Linked DNA regions of Homo sapiens: region 1 is linked to region 2. The links are chromatin contacts, found by Hi-C in ENCODE. All regions are on one chromosome and are shown on one strand. Each heading gives the region's core, a stretch centred on a gene start or an enhancer-like site at or near the end of the contact. The rest is flanking DNA. Distances are from core to core; before and after follow the strand shown. Region 1 has its middle 52 kb from the start of CNTF. Region 2 holds the start of ZDHHC5 (zDHHC palmitoyltransferase 5).

Region 1 (3,538 bases), core at 271-2,770, 1.0 Mb before region 2:
TTTGAAATCCACCCTTCTTACTTCTGATTTCATGCTTCTCACGGGCTTCTCCTGCCTGTAACAGCACAGCAGGAAGACAGGGGACTCTTCTGATGGGGCAATTTTCACCCAAGAACCCCGTGGGCCTAATACCTCCTCTTTTTTTCTCTCCACGAGGGAGACTTAAAGTAGACTTAGATTGCAGACTGACAGCTCTCCCAGCCTCCCCCAGCTCCCTTTCTTTTTGCTTCACAGTCTCCTAATAAATCTCCTGCACATCTAATCCAGTCCAGGAGTTTCAGAAGACCTGGACTAAGGGAGAGAAAGTAGTTCAAGAATGACAACAAGGTCTAGGAAATTGGAATGATGGAGATGACATTTCCTGAATGTATGCCTGCGTGAATAACACTTCCATAGCCTCATAGGTATCCTGGCACTGGTTTGCTGGATGATTTGAATTTGTATTACCTATATGGCTTTGGAGAAAGCCCTTGACAACGTTCAGGACAAAGTGTGCCTGGAGATCCCAGGGCAGTCCCTTGCTCTGGACTTTGCGGACTCCGCTCCGCCAGCAGAGGGCAGCAGAGGTAGCCAAGGCTGCAGAACCAGGATCCCTCCCTGAGAACGCTGAAAGATGATGAGTGCCTCTGAGTTTAAGTTGTTGAGATTTCAGGTGATTTTAGCCTCATGCATAGTATGTATCTATTCACAAAGATTGTGAAATTCACGGATGAAGGAAAAGAGGAGACTTTATTTGCAGAAGGCAAAACAATCCACGGATCTAGGAAACGCTGCCCTGGGGAGAGGGAAAGTGCACTTTGCGCAGAACGGAGGAGGGCTGCTATTTGGTATCTGGGTCGCACACTCAGCCTTACATACATACTAGCAGGGTGGGGAAAAAATGCAAATATGCATGAGGGAAGTCAGGCATTGCACAGTGGAAAACATATATGGAACATACATCCCATATTCACATTTTGGTAGGATTTAACATTAAAATGAAGTGGAATTCGGCCCTTTACATCAAAAGGTAAACTACAGGACATACAGACAATTTTTGAACAATGTCCACAAGCTGACTGAAACTGGCTTAAGGTCTGCAGCTATTGATCAATAAGGAATGTTTATAAGACCCGTCCTCTGTCCAATCTGACTTATGGCAGGACAGCATGGTAGAGGACGGAGCCAGGCAAGGTAGGGAAGAGTGTTGTAGTGTTGTAGGACTTTCTCCTTAGTTCGGCTAAAAGCCAGGTTCTTCTCGCACAACCATGAAAAGTTAGGCTTGCGGACACTCTGCAGGGTGAGAAGGACAGGGTTTATTGGGTGAAAAGGAAAAATGGGGAAACAGGGACTCTCAGCAAAGCGAGAGTCCTGCCAGTGGGCTTCCCACCTCATAGACTGGAATCACCGGGTTACCACCCGGAACAGGAGAAGCCAGGCTCCTCCTCACTGCAAACCAACAGGAAATTCCTCAAGGCTTCACCCGAGTGCGCACTCCTCCCAGTGCGCAGGCCAGTCGGAAGTCCTGCCGGGGAACCCTTTTTACTTGGCTGTCTCAGTAGGCTGGCAACCGGCACTCTGTCAGGGTCAGCTGGGAAATCTTCCAACTGTAGTGTTTTTTGGCAATGCTTTTCAGGTGATAGTTTCTGCGTAATTACCGGGAAAAAAAACCTATGGCAATTAATAACACCGGGATGTGTTACAGATCCCTCATCCTCCTAGCTATGAAATTTTTTGGGTTTATCTCATTTTAGCTACAGGGAGTCCATCTCGTCTTCTGTTGGGGTATATTTTAACTTAGCTAATAAGTGTTGCTTTTTATTAAAACTCAACTACTGGGAAACTGTGACCTCAGGACACTGTGGCCAGAACACTTGTGAATGAGAGAATGACAAGTGGGAGGTCCAACCTGTTCAAGGAAGAGTTCTCAAAGTGGGCACTGCAACAAAAACCAAGTCCATTCCTTAAAGGTGACTTCCTTGTTCCACAGGCATCTCTAATTGTAATAGATTTAAATGTTAAGTCTCCACCCCAAGGTGAACGTGGGACACGTGTATCATGAATGTGTGCTTATCATGCATACATGCAACCCTCCCTTTGCAAGGATTGCAAACACACAGAGAATGATAATGAGGTTTTTGATACTGAATTACTCAAGTGGGGAGGGGAAAGTGCCTGAAAATTATAGTTTGGGGTCACTATTCCCATCTTGTGCCTACTAAGGTTTCCGGTATATAATTACTCAATATTTATTAAGTGAAGAAATGAATTAGTCAAAATGCAGTGAAAAGTAAAATTATTTTAGTTTCATGAATTTTTTAAATTTTTCTATACAATTTATATATTTTGCAGATATGACAGTTACCTAGGGAATGTGGGAACTTTCTATAATATGCATGTTATATAAAGATTTTCTGGCCAGGTGCAGTGGCTCATGGACGTAATCCCAACACTTTGGGAGGCTAAGGTGGGTGGATCACTTGAGGTCAGGAGTTTGAGACCAGCTGGCCAATGTGGTGAAACCCTGTCTCTACTAAAAAATACAAAATTTAGCTGGGCATGGTGGTGCACTCCTGTGATCCCAGGTACTCAGGAAGCTAAGGCAAGAAAATCGCTTGAACCCGGAAGGTAGAGGTTGCAGTGAGCCAAGATTGTGCCACTGCACTCCAGCCTGGGCAACAGAGCTAGACTCCATCTAAAAAAAAAAAAATCTGTAATTAAAAAGAAATTAGAAACCAAAGCTGAATGAAAATCTTGAAATTATGAAAAAGCAAAATAAAACTACAATGCAATTACCTTTTTTTTCTCTCTTTTTAGATTGGTAAAGTGTGAATACATTTGAGGGCATCTGCTATAAAGGAGAGTATGGAGAAATGGGCACTCCTCTAGGTTATTGCCAGGAATGCATGTTTGTACAGCCTTTGAGGGAAGGCAGTTTTAGAAGCCCTGTTTTCATGGGGAGAACTTTCGCTGAAGAGAAATGAAGCTTTTTAGATCAAGGACATTTCATCTGTGTCCACAGACTGCCTGGGCATTCGTTTAAATTCAAGGGCTCTCTAAAGTTGAAGAGAAGAAAAATCGTATCTTTATTTTTATTAACTTCCAACCATAATTTAGGATTTTCTTCAATTATAAATGTATGTACCAAACTACCAGAGATTTCCATTATCCCTGACTTCATCAAGATGGTAGTGAGAAAATTTCATATCTGATTATAGCTGAGAATAACTGAACTACCATTTACTCTTATAATATTGAAAGTATTTAATTTATGATTGTATAATGAACTCATTAAATATGAGACTTTGCAGCTAGATGCAGCTAGATATGATGTAATTAATTTAAGATATTCAGATAACTATATGTCAATATAATTTTGTTTCCTTCATATTCCTTGTGTTTTATTTCCCCCATTCATGACTCGTGATCCTGAGAATGGGGTAATAGGCCTCCCCAGACTGTCAAGCGGCCCACTGCACAAAAGCATTTAAAAGTTATGCTTTAGATGAAGAGGGGCTCAGTGGGCTACTGATGACCAGAGTTTAATTATACAGAGAAA
Region 2 (3,451 bases), core at 240-2,739:
TGCCTGAAATCCCAGCTACTAGGGAGGCTGAGACACGAGAATCGCTTGAACCCGGGAGGTGGAAGTTGCAGTGAGCCAAGATAGCAGCCACTGCACTCCAGCCTGGGCGACAGAGCCAGACTCCGTCTCAAAAATGAGAAAAAAAGTAATATGTATGCCATATTGAGGCACAGAGTAAACTATGAAATGGAAATATGTATATGTAAAACAAACAATACAGGATATGTGGTTTGAAGGCTTTAATAAGGTTTAATACAGGTATTTCCTTAAATAGGTGGATACCAGCAGTACCAAGGACAACACAACTATTTTTTGTTGAAATAAGCGGTGTAACAGTACAATAGAGTAAATCTAAATGCACAGTAATGGAGGTACCATGGAATAATTCACATGTCAAGGTATGGGAGAAAGAGCCAAGAAGTTTAATGTGGGTGTTATCATTATATACCGAGGTAGCAAAATACATGGCAATATAATTTTGTAAACATTAAGTTTATACAATGGGTGATAATGAGCATTCTGAAGATATTTGATCCAGGACAGAGGTATACTGAGATAGAAGGATGATATGCAAATGTTAGATCAACTTGGTCAAGATGGCATTAACCAGGAAGTGAAGAATCCAAGGCAAAAAATAGTCTAGCGTATAACGTATATGTGATCCTACAACTGCCTTCCTAACTTTTAGCAACTTTCTTACTTCTTATTTCAGTGTTTCATTTGGCCAAGTGGGTAAAACACTTTCCACCTGCCTGCCCCAAATATAGGTAAAATATTGACAAACGCATTCGGGCTCCACTTTAAAAAGTACAAAGTACTAAACGCATGGAGCACTCGGCTGGTGGCGGTAGGAGGAGGAAGCGGACGGGTGAGAGAGAACAGGTAACAGGATGAAGCTTGAGCCAAAATAAGTATCAGCAGAGTGGAGCGAGGGACTCGAACCGCAGAGCGGTAAAAGGGAAACAGCACCCGGTCCCCACCACGGGACTGGGGAAAGGAGAATCACCCGTTGGGGCAGGGCTGACGACCGCTGAAACCGAAAAGAAGGAATCCACGGCGGCCAGGCCCACCGAGGTTGAGAGAGCGGGCTGCGGGGACCGCAGAGCCCGAGGGCGCAGGGCCGGGGGCGGAAGGGGCGGCGGCTGGGCGCCAGGCACCGGGGACCGCGGTCTCGAGCTGAGTGGCCGTCTCTAACCCGTTCCGAGCCCTGGCGGTCGTGGATCCCCGGCCTCTACTCGTCGTCCGTTTCCAAGGCCCATGGGTCCCGCCGCGGTTGGAAGACCCGGCCCGGAGGAGAAATAGGGCCTTAATACCCTCCCCGTCTTCGGTCCCCCTTCCCTAGAGGTCACCCTCCCCTCCCACCTCGCTGGTACGGCACTTCCGGTTCCGCAGGGACCGGTGTCCTCCGCACTCACCCGCGAGCCCGGTGCCCGTCACCACCGCCGTCGTTGTCACCGCCGCCTCCCGGCAGTGCCGTCCTGCCTCAGAGAAGCAGCGCGCGGCCCCCGCACGCTCCACGCCCGCCCCGCTGCCGCGCGCTCCCGCCAGGCGTCGCTCGTCTCGGAGCCGGCGCGCGGCCGTTGCCCTCAGTGCCGGGTCTCGAACCCTTCCAGCGTTCCCATTGGCTCCCTAGTCCGGGCTCGCGCGACGTCTCGCGCGGCGCACGTTTGTCTCATTCATGCGGCTCGCGCTGCCGCGCCCAACCCCGCTCACTCTCCCATTCACCCATAGCCCCCACCCCGACTCCGATCTGGGGCGTGCGCGCGAACCCTGGCGACCGCGGCGACCTCGCGGCCTGATTGGCTGCAGCAACACAACGACGTACGCACGCGAGAAGACGAGAGCGCGCACGTAAGGCCGTGGGGTTGCGGGGACAACTAAGAGACAAGGATTGGCCTAATGCACAGGAGTCAGGAATGAGGAAATGGCCAGGCGAGTCTTCCCTTCTCCTGCGTCCTGTTGTATTCCCACTGAATCCAAGCAAAAACCCCCGGAAATAAGAAAAGAATTATGTGTGTGTACTAGAAGTACTCAAAAGCAAGCAGCTACCTTCTCGAATTCAGCAACCCCTCTCCTACTGAGGTGGTACAGTCCAGACAGGCTTCCAGCGCAGCCAATTACCGACGACTATCGCCGCTTCCTGCTTCAGCCCCTTCGCGGCGGATTGGCCAACCATTTGGCGACTAGGCCTCCCTCTTCTCCTTCCCATCTCCTTTTTTTTTTTTTTTTTTTTTTTTGATGGCAAAAACTTTATTTAAAACAATCTTGCTGGAGAAATCTTCAGTCCGGCGAGGTCGCTGGTCCGGGCAGAATCCAGGGCGATGGAATGGTCTGGGCTGTGTCTCCCACATGAAGGGGACGCCCGGACTTGAAGAGCCAATGTAGGGCGAGGCTCCTGCCAAGGGCCGGGGAGGGAGATGAAGAAGAGCAGGCGCCAGCCTTGGAGCCGTAGCGCTAACCGTGAGAGGGAAGCCTAAGGAGCGCGCGACCTGAGGCGGTGGCAGCACCCTCCCGCCCCCGGAGTGCGAGCCGGGAAGTGAACTCCCTGAATTCCATTAGTTTCCCACTGTCACACGTGGGATGGGCGCCCGCATCCCTCACCTCACCCAATCCTAGAATACAAAGCTAAAAGCAAAAGGTTCTCTAGAATAGCTACTGTCCCTGGCGAGCTAACTCTGCATAGGTCATAGTGCTACGCTTTGCCCTGATTAGCCCAAGACAGCTGTGAACCCAATAGCAATGCCCCATGTTCTCTCCCCATTCGGCTCGAGGCTATTTCTTTTTTCGAAAGCAACTCTAGCTATTACATAATGGTCCCTCAAAAAGGTGTTTCACAAGCCACTTCCCTGAAGCCGAGGCCCCTCACCTGTAAAATCCTGAGGACTGTCCTCGGGTTTGGTCTCAAATGTTGCTGGCTTTACTGTGGTTCTGACACTAGCATTAGGCAGTAAGGTAAAAGAGAACTACCTTCTGTTTTCTGGAATCTAGTTCCTTCTCTGACATGGCATATATTATAAGTTCTAGTTTATTCTTGTTAACAGCGTCAATCCAGCATTTATTGCAACACACTTGAGAGTTCTTTATAACGACTTTATATTTTTAAAACAGACCTGGCCTGGCGTGGTGGTTCACACCTGTAATCCCAGCACTTTGGGAGGCCAAGGCAGGCGGATCACGAGGTCAGGTGCTCAAGACCAGCCTGGCCAACATAGTGAAACTCCCTCTACTAAAAATACAAAAATTAGTCGGGCATGGTCGGGGGAGCCTGTAATCCCAGCTACTCGGGAGGCTGAGGCAGGAGAATTGCTTCAACCCGGGAGGCAGAGGTTGCCGTGAGCCGAGACCACACAACTTCACTCCAGCCTGGGCAACAGAGCAAGACTCCGTCTCAAAACAAAACAAAAACCTCTTTAGACCATATGAAAGGTAAATTATTGAAGATACAATATTG

What was found. A loop is a pair of places that touch in the nucleus more often than their neighbours do. Pooled maps may share reads with other maps.
Region 1: a pooled map shows a loop between it and region 2 (2.7-fold over the local background). The contact joins the enhancer-like site here to the promoter of ZDHHC5 in region 2. A Hi-C loop is called at or near these places in 3 of 50 pooled maps.

The regions. Positions count from the first base shown.
Region 1 is chr11:58,672,758-58,676,295 of GRCh38, reverse strand. No RefSeq gene overlaps it. Among named protein-coding and RNA genes, the nearest start is that of CNTF, 52 kb to the right of the region's middle. Within about 2 kb of position 1,520, at least 2 of the 41 ENCODE cell types and tissues checked have a DNase peak (open chromatin) inside an H3K27ac peak, as active enhancers do.
Region 2 is chr11:57,666,152-57,669,602 of GRCh38, reverse strand. It overlaps ZDHHC5 (zDHHC palmitoyltransferase 5), which reads right to left and starts at 1,489. Exons shown (of 12, transcript NM_015457.3): 1 at 1,416-1,489. RefSeq lists enhancers at 788-857, 411-1,048, 1,049-1,688, 1,858-2,437 and silencers at 968-1,167, 1,418-1,657.